Regions from separate parts of the Homo sapiens genome. Here all the other regions are linked to region 4. A link is a loop called in an ENCODE intact Hi-C map of the cell type or tissue named here. Cell type or tissue: ascending aorta. All regions are shown on one strand.

Region 1 (5,000 bases), 670 kb after region 4:
ACCCTCACTCCAGGGCTTCAGTGAAAGGAAGGCAAACAGGAGGGGGTTCAGGACACAGCTGCTCCCTGCCCCAGGCACCTCAGAGAAATCAGACCAACAAATCTTTTTTTTTTTTTTTAAGATGGAGTCTTGCTCTCTCATTCATCCTGGAGTGCAGTGGCCCTATCTAGGCCCACTGCAACCTCCACCTCCTGGGTTCATGTGATTCCCCTGCCTCAGCCTCCCACGTAGCTGAGATTACAGACACGTGCCACCACCCTTGGCTCATTTTTCTATTTTTAGTAAAGCCGGGTTTCACCATGTTGGCCAGGCTGGTGGTGAACCCCTGACCTCAAGTGATCTGCCCGCCTCGGTCTCCCAAAGTGCTGGGATTACAGGCATGAGCCACCGTGCCTAGTCTAGACCAACAAATCTTAGTAAACAAACTGTGTTCACTACAAGCCAGACTGCTGATAACATGTCACACACGTTGCCTTTCTTATCATTCCCATTTTGCAGAGCAGGAAGCTGAGACACAGGAAGCTGAGACACAGAAAGGGTAAGGGACGTGCCTCAGGTAGCCCACAGCTATAGATAGAACTGAGACTTAACCCAGGAGAGGCTGGCTCCCAGGCCAGGCATGATACCAACACTCACGGCTTCTCAAAATGCAAATTCTGGGCTCACTCTAAAATCCAGCCCTGGGGCCCTGGCTGTGAACAGGGGCCTCTGTGCTAGACCCACGTCACTCCAGAACAGGGACTGCTTGGCAGCTGTGGAGAAATAAAATCTCTGCCTAGCTCTGTCCTTTTTTTTTTTTTCTCGAGATGGAGTCTTGCTCTTGTCACCCAGGCTGGAGTCCAGTGGCACAATCTCAGCTCACTGCAACCTCTGCCTCCTGAGATCAAGTGATTCTCCTGCCTCATCTTCCTGAGTAGCTGGGATTACAGATGTCTGCCACCACGCCTGGCTAATTTTTGTATTTTTAGTAGAGATGGGGTTTCACCATATTGGCCAGGCTGGTCTCGAACTCCTGACCTCAGGTGATCTGCCCACCTCAGCCTCCCAAAGTGCTGGGATTACAGGAGTGAGCCACCACGCCCGAGCTGCCCAGCTCTGTTCTTTCTCTGGATTCGTGACTCTTCACCAGATCTGTGTTACTACGCTAGGGTGTGAGCACACTGTGTGAAGGTGTGAACATAAGCATCTGTGTGTGTGCATATTGGTGTGTGCTGTAGAATCCTAGTGCTTGTGGGTGTGTACGTTCCCACTTGGGTGTGCAGGTGTCTCAGCGCACTCGAGTACCCTAGTATGCGTGTATTTCCTGGTGGATGCCTGTGCACACGTGTCCCCATGTGGGCATCTCGTGTGTCCCATTGGATGTGTGCATGTGCCCATGCGTCCAGGTGCGTGTGTGTGTACTGTGTGTCCCTTGTGTGCCCACGCACAGCCCAGTGTGTCTTGGTGTGCCTATGCATGTGTCCAGGTGTGGGTGGCTGTCTCCACACGTCCCACTGGGTGAGTGTCCTACTGTGTGTATGTGCATGTCCTGCCATGTCTTCACATGTGCATACACTGGGGTGTATATCTGCATCTCCAGGTACGTGAGTCTTGGCGTGTATGCCTCAATGTGTGTGTGTGTGTGTGTGTGTGTGTGTGTGTGTGTGTGTGTGTCTTGACAGGTCTATGGTGTGGGTGTGTGTCCGTGCATTTCCCCATGTGGGTGTCCTGGGAAAGCCTGCCTCAGTGTGAGCCTGCAACAGTGTGTGTAGGTCTGTGTGTGTACACGTGATCCAGCATGTGTGTGCATATCCCTGTGTGTTTGTGTGTCCCTGTGCCTTGGTGTGAGCCTGTGTCAGTGTACGTGCAGGTCTGTGCATGTACACATGATCCAGTGTGCGTGTGCACGTCCCAGTGCAATGGGTGCCTGCTTCAGTGTGTGTGGGTTGTGTCCCATGTGTGTACACGTGCGCTCAGGATGCATGCGTGTGGGTCTTGGCGTGTGCATCTCACTGCATATTTTCTTTGTGAAAGGACAGGGGTGTGTGGAGCCTGGAAAAAGCACATTCAATGTTTCCCTATATTTGAGCAAAGAAAACAAAGCTGTCTGTTTTCTTAATACAGAGCAGGGCAAGCGGGCTTGGCTGGGAGGGCAGGGGTTATAAAAAGACTAAGAAGCTCTCCGGCACATGGGAGGGGCCGCCTGCTGGAGGTTCCCGCCTCTGACTGCTTTGCCCAAGAAAGGCGGCGGGGGCACAGACAGGGCAGGCTCGGGCCTGTCCCAGACCAAAGCTGGAGCCAGAAGCCTGGTCACAGCCTGCAGGGCTGTGGGGCAGGCTGGTGCCACTTGGCTGGCAGAGAGCCCAGATCTGTGAGCCACTTCCGGTGGCCCTGCCAGGACAACTGGGCCAGCATGAGGCCTGGGTGCTGAGCAGTCCACACAGTAATGACCCAGTTGGTTCTGTGTATGGCTGCCCGGGGGATGAACCCAGAAGGGCCAGCCTTCCCTGTTTTCACAAAAACCAGAAACCACATCGCAAAGAGAAGAACAAACAATTTTGAAAGGGAAATAAATTTAAAAAAAAAATGGGAGGAGAAGAAAACAATCTTAATGCAAAAATCTCTAACGAAGGCTTACTTACACTTCAGTTAGAAGTCTGTTTAAAATACTCACTTTTTCATTTTTAAAGATGGAAAAATAAAATTACCCTCAAACCTGTGACCCTTATTAAGCTGATTTCACTTTTCCAACATGATTCTAAAGCTCAGTCATCATGCTCAAACCAACCCTCCCTGAAAAGCTAAGAAAACAGAACTGGGAGAAGACAAGCCAGGAAGCACTGGGACCTGGGGGAGATCAAACACCAGCTACAAAGCATCAAGAAGCCACACTTCACCAACATGAAGAACTTTTGTTCATTGAAAGACACCATTAAGAAGGCCGGGCGCAGTGACTCATGCCTGTAATCCCAGCACTTTGGGAGGCCGAAGCAGGCAAATCACATGAGCTCAGGAGTTCGAGATAAGCCTGGCCAACATGGTGAAATCCCATTTCTACTAAAAATACAAAAAAATTAGCCGGGCCTGGTGGTGTGCATCATAATCCCAGCTACTCAGGAGGCTGAGGCACGAGAATCACTTGAACCCGGGAGGTGGAGGTTGCAGTGAGCCGAGATTGCGCCACTGCACTCCAGCCTGGGCAACAGAGCGAGACTCCGTCTCAAAAAATAATAATGATTAAATAATTAAATAAATAAATAAAATTAATCCGAAATTAAAAGTTCATTAAAATACTCTCTCCCTGCTTGCCCCTCACTCCCCACTTCCCACCCCCCTCCTCTCCCCAGGCTTCACGAACCCGGTGCATTCCCAGAACCTGCCAGGGCTCATGCAGGGCCTTGCTGACTCGATGACAGAACAAGAAAATACAGCCCAGAGAGGCATGAGCTCTGGCCTGCACATGGAACATCACATGTGAGGCAGGTAGAGGAAGCTTCTGGGCTCCACAAGCCGATCGATGCCACCTGCTTGGCTCAGTGCTGTGTCCCAGACTAATGGCAACAGCCACTTCCCTCCGCACACACCATACAATTCACCTGGTCTGCAAGGTCATTCTACAAAATAGTCCCATTGTCCAGACGGGGAAAATTGAGGCCTGGGAAAGTAAAGTACCTTGCCCAAGGTCCTGCTGGTGAGGAATGGGGCTGGGATCTGAAATGAGGAAGTCCAGATGGGTTTGTGCTCTTAGTTACTGCACATGAATCGAACATATGTACAAATAAACGAGTGAAAGGAGGAAGGGGGGGAGGGGGGAAGGGAGGAAGAGGGGAGGGGGAAGGGAGAAAGGGGGCAAAGAGAGGAAGGGGGGAAGGGAGGCAGAGGGGAGGGGGGAAGGGAGGCAGAGGGGAGGGGGGAGGGAGGCAGAGGGGAGGGGGGAAGGGAGGCAGAGGGGAGGGGGGAAGGGAGGCAGAGGGGAGGGGGGAAGGGAGGCAGAGGGGAGGGGGGAAGGGAGGCAGAGGGGAGGGGGGAAGGGAGGCAGAGGGGAGGGGGGAAGGGAGGGAGAGGGGAGAGGGGGAAGGGAGGCAGAGGGGAATGGGGGAAGGGGAAGGAGACAGACATTTCCAGGGAGATGGGCTAAGCCCAGGGCAGGTCTTGGGTGGTTCTGGCATTCCTGGTGGCCAGCGTGCCACCTGCTAGGCTGTGAACTGTGGGTGATGCCTCTTGGGACCCAATCTGGGCCTGGCTCTGAGTCAGTGCCTGATTCTTGTCTGCTGAGCAGAGCCAACAACACAGTCTACCTGGAACAGCCCCACCTCAAACCCTGCGGTCAGGGGCCAGAAGGCAAGGGCTCCCTATATTCCACCTGGAGGGACAGCCAGGGCTGGACCAGCTCCAGGGGCTCTCAGATCCTGGTAGGGTCCATTCTACCAATGCAGGGGTCTCTGATGCCCCCAGGGACCCCAGCTGCCTGGCACCAGCTGTGTCTTCACTCCCGCTCCCTACCGATGCCATCTGACTTGGCACTCACTATTAGCCGGGACAAGATGGGGAGTGACAGGTGACACCCCCTTGCCCAGGAAAGTGAGGACACACCCCAAGGTCTCAGGTCAGAATTGAGGTGAAGGGCAGAGCAGCTGCAATCCCTTGGGCAAGCTGCCCTACCTCTTTGGGCCTCGGTTTTCTCACCTGCAAAATGGGGTTGATGAGAGCACCTACTTCATAGAGACACCTCAAGGGTTAAATGAGACCTCCACATATCGTAGAAATTATTGACCTCATCTCACACAGATTTCCTAATCTCCAGACTCATTAAATATGTGTGTTTATAAATATAATAGCTCTGATTTCAAGTGCTCAGATTTAGTGCCAGACACCAGGAGAACCACTTCACACACAGCATTTCATTCCTCACTATAAGACCAGGATAGAGGTACCACTGCCATCCTCCTTATAGAGACCAGAAAACAGTCGGGCGTGGTGGCTCACACCTGTAATCCCAGCACTGTGGGAGGCTGAGGTGG
Region 2 (5,000 bases), 320 kb before region 4:
CAAATATAATCCTTGCAGTTCCTGCCTTTCACCCTCTTGAGACTTTGGGAGGAGGGGTGTGTATCTACCTTGATTTTCTATTGGTGTTGAAGGGGATCAGAATACATTACCCCAGAAGAGGCCACTTCGGCATAAGGATTATTTTGAGCTGAGGGCAACTGAGAAACTGCAGACAAAAAGAGCTCTCTACCCACTCCCTTTCTGCCTAAAAGCAGGGAAATTCCCCATGTAAAGATGTTTCTCTATACCAAGGCAGGGTGACTGGCACAGAGATGAGTTGGCATGACAAACATTACTAAACAACCCTTACCCACCACTTCCTAGTCATCTTTCCACAACTTACCAGCCCTAGGAACCCAAACTCTCCCTCCCTCCCTCTCTCTTTCTCAGATTCTCTGTCACCTAGGCTAGAGTGCAGTGACACAATCATGGCTCACTGCAGCCTCCAACTCTTGGGCTCAAGAGATCCCCCCACTTCAGCCTCCTGAGTATCTGCAACTACAGGCACACACCACCACTCCTGGGTAATTTTTTTTTAAAAATTGCTTTTTTTGATCATGCACAGTGGCTCATGCCTCTAATCCCAGCACTTTGGGAGGCCAAGGCAGGCAGATCACCTGAGGTCAGGAGTTCGAGACCAGCCTGGCCAACATGGTAAAACTCAGTCTCTACTAAAAATACAAAAAATTAGCCAGGCGTGGTGGCTTGTGCCTGTAGTTCCAGCTACTTGGGAGGCAGAGGCAGGAGAATTGCTTGAATCCAGAAGGCGGAGGTTGCAGTGAACCAAGATCATGCCATTGCACTCCAGCCTGGGTGACAGGGTAAGACTCCATCTCAAAAAAAAAAAAAAGGAAAATGGTATATAAGCCCCCAAGTCTAACCACTGCTTTGCATTTTTGCTCCTTTTATGTGAAGCCCCATGCATGTAAAAATATTAAAATTTGTATGTCTTTCCTCCTGTTCATCTACCTGTTGTCAGTTTAACTTACAGACTCCAGTCACAGAATCTAACAGGATAAATGAAGTTTTTCCTCTCCTGCAATTGAACTACGAGTGGTGGGACTGTGTCGGGGGAAGAACCCTCTCTACTGGAATCCAAACATCCAAACACACAGGCAAAGTCTAAAAAGACAGTAACCACAGGAGTTATGACAGATTTGCTACTTAGATAGTGGGAAAGGACAAAAATTAATTAAAATACAAATACTGGTCAACAAGCAAGGCCCTTTCATATAAACAATGAAATAACCATCCATTCTATACCAGGATACAATATTTTTCTGAAGTCTCTTTGAAAGAAACAATTTCCCATAATTTTGATACTAGGGTATGTGGGTGGTTTGTGGGGTGGGCAACCATTTGTCAATGCCATTAAGTTATTTATTTATTTTTTTCAGATGGAGTCTCACTCTGTCGCCCAGGCTGGAATGCAGTGGCACGATCTTGGCTCACTGCAACCGCCACCTCCCAGGTTCGAGCGATTCTCATGCCTCAGGCTCCTGAGTAGCTGGGACTACAGGCACATGCCACCATGCCTGGCTAATTTTTGTACTTTTTCAGTAGAGACAGGGTTTTACCATGTTGGCCAGGCTAGTGTCGAACTCCTGACCTCAAGTGATCCATCCACTTCAGCTTCCCAAAGTGCTGGTTTTACAGGCATGAGCCACCGCACTTGAATGAAGTAAACTTCTTTAAAGATGACAGTAAGTTTGATCTATATACTGATATCAAGGAACATATCAACAGATGCTGTGATCACTGGGGCAAGGACACACCTGGACATTCTTTTTTCTTACTCTGATGGAGGTAAATGCTGTCTGATCTATGAAAACAATCTTTCTACACCCAAGATTAAATAAAACTGTTTCTAACCCAGTTATGATTCTCTGGATTTGTGGGAACAGAATATCATAAATGCCATTGAAGAAGCTGGGATTGACTGGATTTAGCCAAGACAACACAAAAGCCAGATGGTATTTGATTTTTGCAACACAGAGGTTTAACTATTCAGATTCAGGAAAGTATTGAGCTTCCACGGGGAATTCCTAATGAGCTGAATAATCTGCAGGATTGATGTTCCAGATGCCTCTGAAGGGAGGACATGGGTCAGCACAGGAGACTCCCTAATCACAGCCAATGATCAATTCAAACTCATCTGACCACTATCGCAACAACGCATGATGGTAATTCTTTAGGATCATGGGGCATTCTCTGGACTACCCACAAATTACCCTAATCATCAATCCGCAGCTTGAAATCATTTCCCACTGGGCTAATTCTACTTATCTACCCCTTATCTCCTTACGAAAAAAAAAAAAATGTCCCATGAGCCAGGGACACTCACCTACCACTTGCTTGCAAATTGGGACCCATGAGTAGCAAGCAGAGAGATATTTGGGATAGTTAAGTAGTAGGATTGGAGGTCTTCTTTCAGGCTACTGGGTTCTGTATAAATCTAATCTGGTACAGCTATGGGCAGGAGTTATTTCTTGCAGCAAGATAGAGGCCAAACTTGGGTAGGTTGATTGTAACCCAAGACACAGAAGAAATTATTAGCAGTTGAACTAAGAGGTTTACCATATGGTAAAGGTTTGGAACATGCCACTCAGGCAACCCAAAACTCTGTTTTCACCTATTTGTTAAATTTTCATTCATCAGGGAACTATCGACCAATATGCCAGACAGTGTACCAGGCACTATCATGAATAGCAAGACCAGACAGAATCCCTGCCTTCTTGCAGCTGACCTTGTAGTGGGGGACACAGGAGGTTAACAAGTGAAAAGTACACACACGAGATTTCCAGAGAGCAGTGTCATACAGTTCACAAGGACACGGGCAAGGAGACATGAACTTTTATCTGGCCAAACCAGGTTGCTTTCATTTATAAAGGCCTTAATTGGAAACAGAAAGGTACAGATCCCAGGTCAAGGGGAAGGAAATAAGACCCAACTGCTGCTGGGGCTGGAATGTTTGTGTGTTCAACCTAGATTCAACAACCCGAATTTCACCCCTAAAAGACCTGAACAAACAATTTGGATAAATGCCCACCAGGTGGCAGGAGTGCCTCTTCCCTTCATTTCTGCAATTGAAATTAAACATGCACCTTATCCTTTAAAAAAAAAAAAAACCGTTTTGTTTTCATAAGCTATTTTTATCCTTTTCAATGTTGAAACCAGTTGATTTCACAATACTACTAAATAACATACTTAAAATACAGTGCCAATGTAGCAAGTCTCTAAGCTAGTATCTAGGTAAAATATGGCCCTTACCTTCCAGGCCTCCACGTTGATCTCAGTTGCTTTTGATTCTTAACTTGATTCACCAATCTTACCTGGAATTGCCTTACAAGTCAGTCAGCTTCTTTAAACTCAGAGTCCAGAGCTCTTCCTTGGCTGTGTTCTTAATTCCAGAGCTTCAGTTCTGCTTAGAGCCCAACATCCTTGCTGGCGGATTTTCTCATCAAGCAAAATGTTCCCTACTCTTTTCCGTCGTGCGTTCATCCTTTTATAAAATTGGAATTGAATGACGTCAATTAAAATAAATTAGTTTAAGCTGAAAATCCAACACAAGTGAAAAGTGTTCAAATCTCAATGAAACCATAGAAGCCATGCAGTCTATGTAGTCAACGATAACAAAGCTTATCTGATGGACTAAGTTGAATGTGGCCAAATAAATCACATAGGAAACCTCAACTCTTTTCTGCTCCCTTTGAAAATATAAAACAGGACGAAGGTTTCCAGAGCATTGCAGCAGGATGCAGTCATGGAATAAGAGAGAAAATCTTCAGCCAGGTGTGGTGGCTCACACCTGTAATCCCAGCCTTTGAAAGGCGGAGGCGGGAGGATCACTTGAGGTCAGGAGTTTGAGACCAGCCTGGCCAACATGGTGAAACCCCGTCTCTCCTAAAAATACAAAAAAAAAATTAGCCGGGCGTGGTGATATGCACCTGTAGTCCCAGCTACTAGGGAGGCTGAGGCACAAGAATCGTTTGAACCCAGGAGGCAGAGGTTGCAGTGAGCCGAGGTTGTGCCACTGTACTCCAGCCTGGGTGACAGAGTGAGACTCCATCTCAAAAAAAAAAAAAAAAAGGAGAGAAAACCTTCAGAAAACTCAGAGTTGCTGAGAGCACCAGAACTTAATCAGGAGAGGGGCTGGGGGAAGCACATGGGGTAACCCCCAGAATCTTGCTCTGGGCTAGAGAAGGCTCAACACACAGCAAGGAGAATATCAGAGAAGAGGCTGAAGGGGAGACTTCATAGGAGACAGGCGCTGGAGGAATCAAGATCAACTGGGTTTCCATCCTTGTGGCATCCCACTGGGGAGCCCAGGAGAGGCTCCGAAAGAGGAAGTTGATTGGCCTGGCTTGGGTCATATGCTACAAGTCACTTTGATTGACCTCTACAAGACATTGCCCACAGGGAGGCAGAGAGAGCTCTCCAGAAAGAATTCGGGGTGTTGATGTAGTTTGTATATTTGTCCCCACCCAAATCTCACATTGAATTTTCCTCCCCAGTGTTGGAGGTAGGGCCTGGTTGGAGGTGATTGGATCATGGAGGTGGTTTCTCATGAATGGTTCAGTGCCATCCACTTGGTGCTGTCCTTGTGATAGTGAGTTCTTATGAGATCTGGTCATTTAAAACTGTGTGGTGTCTGGGCGTAGTGGCTCACGCCTGTAATCCCAGCACTTTGGGAGGCCGAGGGAGCAGATCACCTGAGGTCAGGAGTAGGAGACCAGCCTGGCCAACATGGTGAAACCCCGTCTCTACTAAAAATACAAAATTAGCTGGGGGTGTTGGCACCTGCCTGTAATCCCAGCTACTCAGGAGGCTGAGGCAGGAGAATCACTTGAACCTGGGAGGTGGAGGTTGCAGTGAGCCGAGATCACGCCATTGCACTCCAGCCTGGGCAAAAAGAGTGAAATTCTGTCTCAAAAATAAATAAATAAAATAAAAATGTGTGGCGCCCCCACCCTTGCTCCTGCCCTGGCCATGTGACATGC
Region 3 (5,000 bases), 73 kb before region 4:
CATCCTGTTTACCCCTCTTTTAAGACAAATGGACTTAGCAAACGAGTGTAAATAGGAATGAATGGTTTTGTGGGGTTTATTTTATTTTATTTTATTTTATTTTATTTTATTTATTTTATTGAGACAGAGTTTCACTCTTGTTGCCCAGGCTGGAGTGCAGTGTCGCGATCTCGGCTCACCACAACCTCCGCCTCCCGGGCTCAAGCAGTTCTCCTGCCTCAGCCTCCTGAATAGCTGGCATTACAGACACACGCCACCACGTCCAGCTATTTTTTGTATTTTTAGTAGAGTTGGGGTTTCACCATGTTGACCAGGCTGGTCTCGAACTCCTGACCTCAGGTGATCCTCCCGCCTCAGCCTCCCGCAGTGTTTGGATTACAGGTGTGAGCCACTGTGCCTGGCTGGGTGTCTTTTAATAGAACTTCGAAGTCAGTCACAGAGGACCGCATGTTGTGTGATTCCACTTACATGAAATGTGCAGAATAGGTCAGTCCACAGTGAGAGAAAGTGGATTAGGGGTCCTGTAAGGCTGGGAGGATGTGAGACAGACTGTGGGGGGTGGTGACAGCTGAGGGGTATAGGGATTCTTCTTAAGAGTCAGGCAAATGTTCTAAAATTGTGGTGACTGGGTACAGTGGCTCACACCTGCAATCCCAACACTTTGGGAGGCCAAGGCGGGTGGATCACTTGAGGTCAGGAGTTTGAGACCAGGCTGGCCAACATGGTGAAACCCCGTCTCTACAAAAAATACAAAAATTAGCTGGGCATGGTGGCGGGCACCTATAATCTCAGCTACCTGGGAGGCTAAGGCAGGAGAATCACTTGAACCTGGGAGGTGGAGGTTGCAGTGAGTCAGGATCACGCCACTGCACTCCAGCCTGGTCGACAGGGCAAGACCCCATCTCAAAAATAAAAATAAAAAATAAAACTGTGGTGATGGCTGCATGCTTGTGACTGTACAGAAAGCCACTCATTCAATGGGTGAGTCATATTGTCTATGAATCATGTCTCAGTAAATCTGTTGAGAAAAGTAAGGCTTCATCAAGAAAATTAAACTTTCAGTGTGCGCTTTGTGTGCTGCTGGACACCTGCTGGGGGGAAGAGGTCTGAATCTTGTTGCCCCAGGAAGCTCCCCTTTGTGGCTGGAGCTGATTGGGGACAGGTTCTGAATCAGCTGTTTCGTGAGAGCTCATTCCCTTCACTCCTGTGCTTTTACAAAAGCCACCTCATTGCTCCACAGGTATCTGCATTTTCTCATCAGTCCCCAGCCGATTTTTATGACTCTTTTAAGATACCTTAGACACAACATCATATTTGAACTTGAGTAACTTTGGTTCCCTATCTAGACATCCAAGTAGAGTTTCCAAATAACCCAGCTTAGGGCACAAAGGGAGTTGAGTTGCATCTTTATTACCCACGCCCTAGCTGTTCACCTCCTTTTAGGAATTTCGTGGTACCATGTAAGACAATGAATTATATTTTAAAAAACCATCGTCTTACTTTGTACAATTTGTCTGTGCATGAAATGTGACCAGGGTACATGATTTCTACTAATGAACATCGGTGCTCATGTTCACACAGGTTCACCAGAGTGGCTCAGGCTGGTCTCCAGTGGTGAGTTTTCACCTCTTTGCCCTATTTTCACAGTAGTGTGTGGTTGTGTGTACATAATGGGTTTGTGGTTTGTTGGTCCATAGGTATTTATTAGGGTACTTTTCGAGGCACAGAGGATGTGATTAAAACCAGTGATTGGCAGGCTTTTTCTGTAAAGTGTGGGACGGTAAAGATTTTCAGCATGTGGGCCTACATTCCTTGCTGTTGTAGCACAAAAGTAGTAATATGTAACTGAACAACCAGGACAGTATTCCAATAAAAGTTTATTTACAAACACAGATGGTGGGCCAGATTTGGCCCTGAAGTCCATAGTTTGTAAATCTCTGGTTAAGAGAGTTAAGGAGGCAGGGTGCAGTGGCTCACACCTGTGATCCCAGCACTTTAGGAGGCCAAGCCAGGCAGATCACTTGAGGCCAGGAGTTCGAGACCAGCCTGGCCAACATGGCGAAATCCCATCTCTACTAAAGATACAAAAATTAGCCGAGCATGGTGGCACGCGCCTGTAACACTGGCTACTCGGGAGGCTGAGGCAGGAGAATTGCTTGAACCCGGGAGGCAGAGGCTGCAGCAAGCTGAGATTGCACCATGCACTCCAGCCTGGGCAACAGAGCCAGACTTCATCTCAAAAAAATGAAAAATAAAAAAATAAAAGAGTTAAGGAGATGACATTTACTTATTTTAGCTGAGTTCCCTGTCATTGCCGTCACTGCAGCCCATGGACATACAGTGCCTCTTTCAAATCCCCCAACATGGTACCCTTTTTTTTTTTTCCAAAAATGATTTAGGAGCAAAGAGTGAATATGCTCATAGGTCACATGGTAGTTTTGTCCTGAAAATGTTTTTTTCAGTCAGAGCTCAAACAGAAGACCTGGGGGAGGGCCTCACTGTGTGGTTTTGAGTAAAGCGTGTCTTGCCCTCACCCTGTTCCCTCTGCAGTACGTGGAAGACAACCTGGGGGTGATGTCAGTGGGCTTCCTGCTCAGCAGTCCTGATGATGCTGTTATCTGGAGGGGACCCAAGAAAAACGGTTTGCCACTCTGCCTTTTTTTGTCTCTCACATTCTTCCACGAGCGTTGTGGCTCTTGGCTTTATCTGCTCCCTGTCCTGCCAGTCTCAGCCTGCTGGACTTCACAGTATATTATTTTTAACCATCCAGTGCCTCTTTCTTCACTGGTTGAAAAGAGCTAATAGAAATACCAGTTTCCATTACGTAATTATAAATATCTGCTGTGAGTTTTTCTCTCCTTAAAAGCTGTAGAACCCTGGTCGGGTGTGGTAGCTCACGCCTGTAATCCCAGCACTTTGGGAGGCCGAGGCAGGTGGATCACCTGAGGTCAGGAGTTCAAGACCAGCCTCGCCGACATGGTGAAACCCTGTCTCTACCAAAAACATAAAAAATTAGCCGAGCATGGTGGCACGTACCTGTAATCCCAGCTACTCGAGAGGCTGAGGCAGGAGAACCCAGGAGGCGGAGGTTGCAGTGAGCCAAGATCATGCCACTGCACTCCAGCCTGTGTGACAGAGCGAGACTTTTTCTCAAAAAAAAAGCTATAGAACCCTGAAATTATTTTTATCATGGTTTTATAGTGGCTTATTTGGGTCAGAGAGGTGAGATCAACAGGAGGTTGATCTGGTACTGAGACTTAAGGTAATAATGTGAAAGTGTTATCAGGGCAAGCTTTAGCCTCAGCACTATTGATATTTTGAGCCAGATAAGTCTTTGTTGGGGGGAGGAGTAGACCGTGTTCTACACCATAGGGTGTTAAACAGTGTCCCTGGCCTTTACCCACAAGATGCCAGTAGCACCCCCTACTCTATTTGTGACAACCCAAAATGTCTCCAGACATTGCAATTCACTCCCAGTTGAGAGCCACTGACTTACAGCATAGACCAAAGGCACAAAAAGATCAGATCATGCTTCTCCGTGAGCTGGGCACAGTGGCACGCACTTATAGTCCTAGTTACTTGGGAGGCTGAGGTGGGAGGATTGCTTGAGCCTCAGAGTTAAGAGCCAACCTGGGCAACATAGCAAGACCCCATCCTTTAAAAAAAAAAGAGGGAGTTGAAAGTACAGAAAAGAAAGGAAAAGTAAGCATCCCCTGTGGATTCCTCTTTCTAGGCATGATCAAGCAGTTCCTCCGAGATGTGGACTGGGGAGAGGTCGACTACCTCATTGTGGACACCCCACCTGGGACGTCGGATGAACACCTCTCGGTCGTCCGGTACCTGGCCACAGCACACATCGATGGAGCAGTGATCATCACCACTCCCCAGGTGAGCGAGCTGCCAGCTGGAGCTGGGTCCAAACTGTGCTCCACACTGTGAGATTTCTTTCCTACCTGGCTCTGATACTCTGGTCTCACCAAGGCTCTTCCCAGTGTGTGTTCCGCAGCTGCATCTGATGTGGGTCTGCAGAAACCTCGTGTTAAAAACTTCAGCCAGCACAGTGATTCACACCTGTAATCCCAGGACTTTGGGAGGCTGAGATGGGAGGATCACTTGAGCCCACGAGTTCGGGACCAGCCTGAAAAACATAGCAAAACCCCATCTCTACAAAAAATATTTTAAAATTAGCCAGGCATGGTGGCTCGCGCCTGTAGTTCCAGCTACTTGGGAGGCTGAGGTAGGAGGATCATTTGAGCCTGGGGAAAGGAGGTTGCAGTGAGCCATGATCACGCCAGTGCAGTCCAGCCAGCGCAAGCGAGTGAGGCCTTGTCCCAAAAGATAAAAATAAGAAAAACTTCATCTTTGGTCTAGACATTTGCAGCTGACAACCATTCAACGATTTGGTTTTTTTTTAGTCCATGGATTAAACAATAGTGGGTCAAGAATGCTTTTTGAACTTTCCTTGAGGAAACTAGGGAAACCACCAGTGCAGTTATAATTCATACTGTGCTGCCTGGCCCCGTCAGCCTTGCCGTGTCCATGTGTCAGGTCCCCCAGCCTACAGTGGATTTTCCGTTTACATCCCAGGATGATTTAGGAAATCTCTCCAGTTTTCAACAGAACCAGCTGGGTGCAGATAGGGATTTCGGGATAAGCCACTGGGTGCCTTCGCTTCTTCCGTAGTGACACCCAGCAACCCTCTGTAGCAGTCACCTAGTGGCTGTACTCCAAGGCCCATGGTGAGCCCGAGCTGAGAGGAGAGCGATAGGAAGTTTCCTCTCTGTAAGTCCTGCAGAGAGCAACTGCAGGCAGGACCATGGTGCTATCCATCTCAGGGGCCTGAGAAACTGAGGGCTCTTCTCCATCTCCACAGTTACGCCTGACTTCTCTTCATGACGTTCTCCTCCACACTTAAGAAAGCCCAGCAAAGGAGGTTTGATTTGATCTCACTGGCCAGAATCAGTCAGGACGACCCATAGTCTCACCTCATCCAGCACTCA
Region 4 (5,000 bases):
TTAGCCAGGTGTGGTGGTGCACACCTGTAATCCCAGCTACTCTGGAGGCTGAGGCAGGACAGTCGCTTGAACCCAGGAGGTGAAGGCGTCAGTGAGCCAAGATCACACCACTGCACTCCAGCCTGGGGGACAAAGCAAATAAATTTTACCTTTTTTTTTTTTTTGAGTTGGGGTCTCACTATGTTGCCCAGGCTGGTCTCAAAATCCTGGGCTCAAGTGATCCTCCCACCTCAGCCTCCTGTATAGTTGGGACCATAGGCACATGCCCACTCTGCCTAGCTTATTTTATTTTATTTATTTATTTATCTATTTTGAGACAGAGTCTTGCTCTGTCACCCAGGCTGGAGTGCAATGGCACCATCTCAGCTCACTGCAACATCCGCCTCCTGAGTTCAAGCAATTTCCTGCCTCAGCCTCCTGAGTAGCTGGGATTACAGGCGCCCGCCACCACGCCCAGCTAACTTTTGTATTTTTAATAGAGATGGGGTTTCGCCACATTAGCCAGGCTGGTCTGGAACTCCTGACCTCAAGTGATCCTCCTGTCTCGGGCTCCCAAAATGTTGGGATTACAGGCATAAGCCATCGCACCCGGCCTGCTAATTTTATTTTTTGTAGAGACAGGATGCCAGAAGCACAGAGAGGGGAAATTCCAGACCAGGGAACAAAAGGGACAGCCAAGTTTTGATGTGGCCCGCCTGGCCTCCCCAGCAACACACCCTGTCACCAGGGACGTGGAGAAGTCAGCAAACAGGCCAAAGAAGGCCTCTTGTCACTCAAGGGCCTGGACAAGAGACAGAAATGTCAGGTCAACAGGGCCTTCTCTGCGGCCAGCCGGGATGGGGGACAGTGGCTGTGACCCCAGTGGACAGGATGGGCCCTGGACCTCTGCCTCCTGTTGGAGCAGCCAGAGGTCGGCAGGCCCCTCCCATGGAGGCAGGGCTGGGGAGGTCATGACACTGGTCGCTCCCTTAGCAGCCGGGGGGTCTGAAGCTTGTCCCTACTAGAGAAAGTGACCTAGCCGGGCCCTGCTTGGTCAGGAACTGCGGATCTTTCCCACTTCTCCCTGCACCACTCATCATGCTCTGACCACAATGGCCAGACTCCAAGATTTTCAGAAACTTCCAAGCCTCTTCCTGGCTCAGGGCCTTCGCTCCTGCTGACTCCCTGGCCAGGAAAGCCCTTCTCCTCCTGATTTTCTCAGGGCTGAAAATATGAGGTCTCCCCGCAAGGGGCCTTCCCTGAAGCCCAGCTCATGTCCCACCCAGTTTCTCAGTCCCTCTTGAGGGTCTGGGATCTAGACTGTGGCCTGACATGTTTGTTCCCTTTCTAGCACTTTCTACGATCTCTAATTCTCTTGTTTTCTTATTGGTTTAGTAAGATTCCCCTCCCCATGCCTCCACTAGGGTACTGTCTCCATAAGGGCAGGCGTCTCTTAAGTTCATAGAGCATGGGGCCAGGTACACAGCTGGCATTCCACAAGCCAGCCAGAGAGTGGGTGAACAAAGGGATGAGCGACTCAGAACACACGCCTGGCAGCGAATCTCTGCAGAGTCCCCTGATGAGGACCTTACAATTCAGGGGACACAGAGACCTGGATTATTGCCTCCCGAGGGGTCTGGTCTCAATCTAGTTCTCTCTTTCACACACACACACACACACACACACACACACACACACACACACGCCACCTTTCAGCACAGGCCCACCTGTCCCCATCCCTCCCAAAACGCCCTGCCCTGCATGTCAACATGGAGGACGCATTTAAGCTATGAGGCGGGGAGCCCAGAGTAGCCGCTGCAGCATGCCTGGCCCTCCGCCGCAGGGAGGTTGGGTTGGGGCGGGCAGCGGGACTTAGATTACCCAGGACCCGATTTGGGAGCCCTGGGGGCCTCTTGCAGGAGGAGCCCAAGCAATGGCTGGCTGCCTGCCCTAGCAGGTCTGCGAGCCAGCAGGCAGGCTGCCACCACTTACGGGAAATGCTCCACTGAGGAGAAAGAGTGGTAGGTTGTTTAGCCCAGCCCTGGCCCCTGTCCAGACTGGGTCAGGAAGCTTTGCCCTGTGCCAGCGTCGCCCACGCAGGCTCAGTTCCTCCCCAGACGGCTTGTCCAGAGACCCACAAGGCAAGCCGGGGAGTCACTGCCCATCTCTCTCCTTCCTGTGTATCCAAAGCAACAACAACAAAAACCAAAACAGCAGTTTGTGGACTCAGACACTTTGCAGTCAGCGTGCTTTGAAGCTCAGCTCTGCCTCTTATCAGCCGGGAAATAAATAGCTTGGACAAGTTACTAAACCTCTCTGAACCTCAGTTTCCTTCAGTGTGAAATGAGAATCATGACCTGTTTTAAGGGCCGTGAAGGGGTGGCCTGCCCCTCCACACCTGTGGGTATTTCTAGTCGGATGGGACAAGAGACTGAGAAAAGAAATAAGACACAGAGACAAAGTATAGAGAAATAACAGTGGGCCCAGGGGACCCGCGCTCAGCATACCAAGGACCTGCACCGGGCACCGGCACCGGTCTCTGAGTTCCCTCAGTTTTTATCGATTATTATCTTCATTATTTCAGCAAAAAGGAATGCAGTAGGAGGGCAGGGTGATAATAAGGAGAAGATCAGCAATAAACATGTGAGCAATAGAATCTATGTCATAATGAAGTTCAAGGGAAGGTACTATGACTGGACGTGCACGTAAGCCAGATTTATGTTTCTCTCCACCCAAACATCTCAGTGGAGTAAAGAATAACAAGGCAGCATTGCTGCAAACATGTCTCGCCTCCCACCATAGGGCGGTATTTCTCTCATCTCAGAAATGAACAAATGTACAATCAGGTTTTATACCGAGACATTCGGTTCCCAGGGGCAGGCAGGAGACAGTGGCCTTCCTCTATCTCAGCTGCTAGAGGCTTTCCTCTCTTACTAGTCCACCTCAGCACAGACCCTTTACGGGTGTCGGGCTGGGGGACAGTCAGGTCTTTCTCATCCCACGAGACCGTATTTCAGACTATCACATGGGGAGAAACCTTGGACAATACCCAGCTTTCAAGGGCAGAGGTCCCTGTGGCTTTCCATAGTGCATTGTGCCCCTGGTTTATTGAGACTAGAGAATGGCAACAACTTTTACCAAGTATACTGCTTGTAAACGTTTTGTTAACAAGGCAGGTCCTGCACAGCCCTAGATCCCTTAAACCTTGATTTCATACAACACATGTTTTTGTGAGCTCCAGGTTGGGTCAAAGTGGCTGGGGCAAAGTGGCTGGGGCAAAGCTACAAATTAACAACATCTCAGCAAAGCAATTGTTTAAAGTACAGGTCTTTTTCAAAATGGAGTCTCTTATGTCTTTCCTTTCTACATAGACACAGTAACAGTCTGATCTCTCTTTCTTTTCCCTACAGGGCTGTTGGATAGAATGCAGGAGCTAATTTGTTTTTTTTCTTTTTTCTTTTAGATGGGGGTCTCACTGTCACCCAGGCTGGAGTGCAGTGCTGCAATCATAGGTCTCTACAGCCTCCAATTCCTGGGCTCAGGCAATCCTCCTGCCTTAGCCTCCCTAGTAGCTGGGACTACAGGTGCACACCCCACACCCAGCTAATTTTTTATTTCTCATAGAGACAAGGTCTTGCTATGCAGCCCAGGGTGGTCTGGAATAGACTCAAGTGATCCTCCTGCCTCAGCCTCCCAAAGTGCTAGGAGTACAGGCATGAGCCCCTGGGTCTGGCTAGGAGTTAATGTTTTATCACATACTCAGCACATTGCATGCACATAGTAAGTGTTTGCTAAATAAATTATGTCAAGCCACCTTTATTTTCACTCCAGGAGGTAAAGTGCATGGCATGATACCCATTTTACAGATCAGGTGATTGAGGCTCAGAGAGGTTTTGAAGCAGGTGCATACAGCAAACCAGTGGTAGACCCATGAGTAGATATCAGGTCTCCACCTGCTCCCTGCTCATAGCTTTTCCCATCACACAAAACTGGGGTGCACAGTCCCTGCCAAACCTTTAACCCAAGGTTGCAAAGTGCCTGCCCAAGGGTCAACTCTGGGCTCCAGACATGTTTGGGTTGGACCTGCATAGTTAAAAAAAAAAATAGGCAGCGTTCATGGAGTTAATGGCCAGTATTGGAAAATTGGGGCCAAGTGTAGTAGCTCACGCCAGTAATTCCAGCACTTTGGGAGGCCAAGGCAGGAGGATCTCTTGAAGCCAGTTCAAGACCAGCCTGGGCAACAAAGCGAGACCTCATATCTATTTATAAAAAATAAAAATACTAACCAGGCGGGGCATGGTGGCCTGTGCCTGCAGTCCCTGCTACTTGGGAGGCTGTGGTGGGATCGCTTGAGCCCTGGAGTTCAAGCCTGCAGTGAGCTGTGATCACATCACTGCTCTCCAGCCTGGGTGATAGAGTGAGACCCTGTCTCTTAAAAAGAAAGGAAAGAAAAGAAAAGAAAAATCAGATGTCACTTTTTTTTTGAAGTCTGTACTTCTGTTTTTTCTTAAGGAAGCTCAGGTGACATGGAGCCTGAATTCCCTGTGGTGGGAGCTGAGCGGTGCTATCCCCCCTTAGATGGGGTTGCAGAGTCGAGCTCACCACCCCCAGACACCAGTGTGCTCACTTCATTCTCTGCCACTGGCGAGTTTGCCATTGCTCCTGAAAACCTACTGTTGTAACCTGGGCATGGTGGCTCATGCCTGTAATCCCAGCACTTTGGGAGGCCAAGACACACAGATTATCTGAGGTCAGGAGTTTGAGACCAGCCTGGCCAACATGGTAAAACCCTGTCTCTACTAAAAATATAAAAATTAGCTGGTTGTGGTGGCACATGCCTGTAATCCCAGCTACTGAGGAGGCTGAGGCAGCAGAATCACTTGAACTTGGGAGGCAGAGGTTGCAGTGAGCTGAGATTGTGCCATTGCCCTCCAGCTTGGGCGACAAAGCGAGACTCTGTTTCAAAAACAAACAACAACGACAAAAAAAAAAAACCCGCTGTCAGGTGGGATTCCCCAGAA

The links. A loop is a pair of places that touch in the nucleus more often than their neighbours do. Peaks named below come from ENCODE experiments on the same cell type or tissue, not always from the same donor. Only the 100,000 strongest peaks of a DNase experiment are listed, where the experiment ranks them.
Region 1: it touches region 4 in a loop (9-fold over the local background); 2 of 110 quality-filtered maps call a loop at or near these places.
Region 2: it touches region 4 in a loop (4-fold over the local background); 4 of 110 quality-filtered maps call a loop at or near these places.
Region 3: a loop joins it to region 4, with 5 times the contacts of the local background. A loop is called at or near these places in 42 of 110 quality-filtered maps.

Annotation. Positions count from the first base shown.
Region 1 is chr16:11,495,281-11,500,280 of GRCh38, forward strand. The region is part of intron 10 of LOC400499 (putative uncharacterized protein LOC400499); the gene reads right to left. Among named protein-coding and RNA genes, the nearest start is that of LITAF, 89 kb to the right of the region's middle. RefSeq lists enhancers at 2,066-2,115, 2,093-2,387, 2,879-3,427. In ascending aorta, no CTCF peak of the experiment used is centred here; DNase peaks (open chromatin) are centred at 281, 612, 2,241, 2,931 and 1 weaker place; H3K27ac peaks cover 5,000 bases.
Region 2 is chr16:10,511,731-10,516,730 of GRCh38, forward strand. It overlaps LINC01290 (long intergenic non-protein coding RNA 1290), which reads right to left. Exons shown (of 2, transcript NR_149081.1): 2 at 3,112-3,502. Among named protein-coding and RNA genes, the nearest start is that of LINC01290, 14 kb to the right of the region's middle. In ascending aorta, a CTCF peak has its summit at 3,040 (motif pointing right); a DNase peak (open chromatin) is centred at 3,031; H3K27ac peaks cover 2,091 bases.
Region 3 is chr16:10,754,140-10,759,139 of GRCh38, forward strand. It overlaps NUBP1 (NUBP iron-sulfur cluster assembly factor 1, cytosolic), which reads left to right. Exons shown (of 11, transcript NM_002484.4): 5 at 1,582-1,614; 6 at 2,551-2,641; 7 at 3,734-3,888. It also overlaps a transcript of TVP23A not described here. Among named protein-coding and RNA genes, the nearest start is that of NUBP1, 13 kb to the left of the region's middle. In ascending aorta, no CTCF peak of the experiment used is centred here; a DNase peak (open chromatin) is centred at 2,622; H3K27ac peaks cover 3,053 bases.
Region 4 is chr16:10,827,098-10,832,097 of GRCh38, forward strand. No RefSeq gene overlaps it. Among named protein-coding and RNA genes, the nearest start is that of TVP23A, 11 kb to the left of the region's middle. RefSeq lists a silencer at 1,849-1,918. In ascending aorta, no CTCF peak of the experiment used is centred here; DNase peaks (open chromatin) are centred at 694, 994 and 1,974; H3K4me3 peaks cover 1,549 bases; H3K27ac peaks cover 3,096 bases.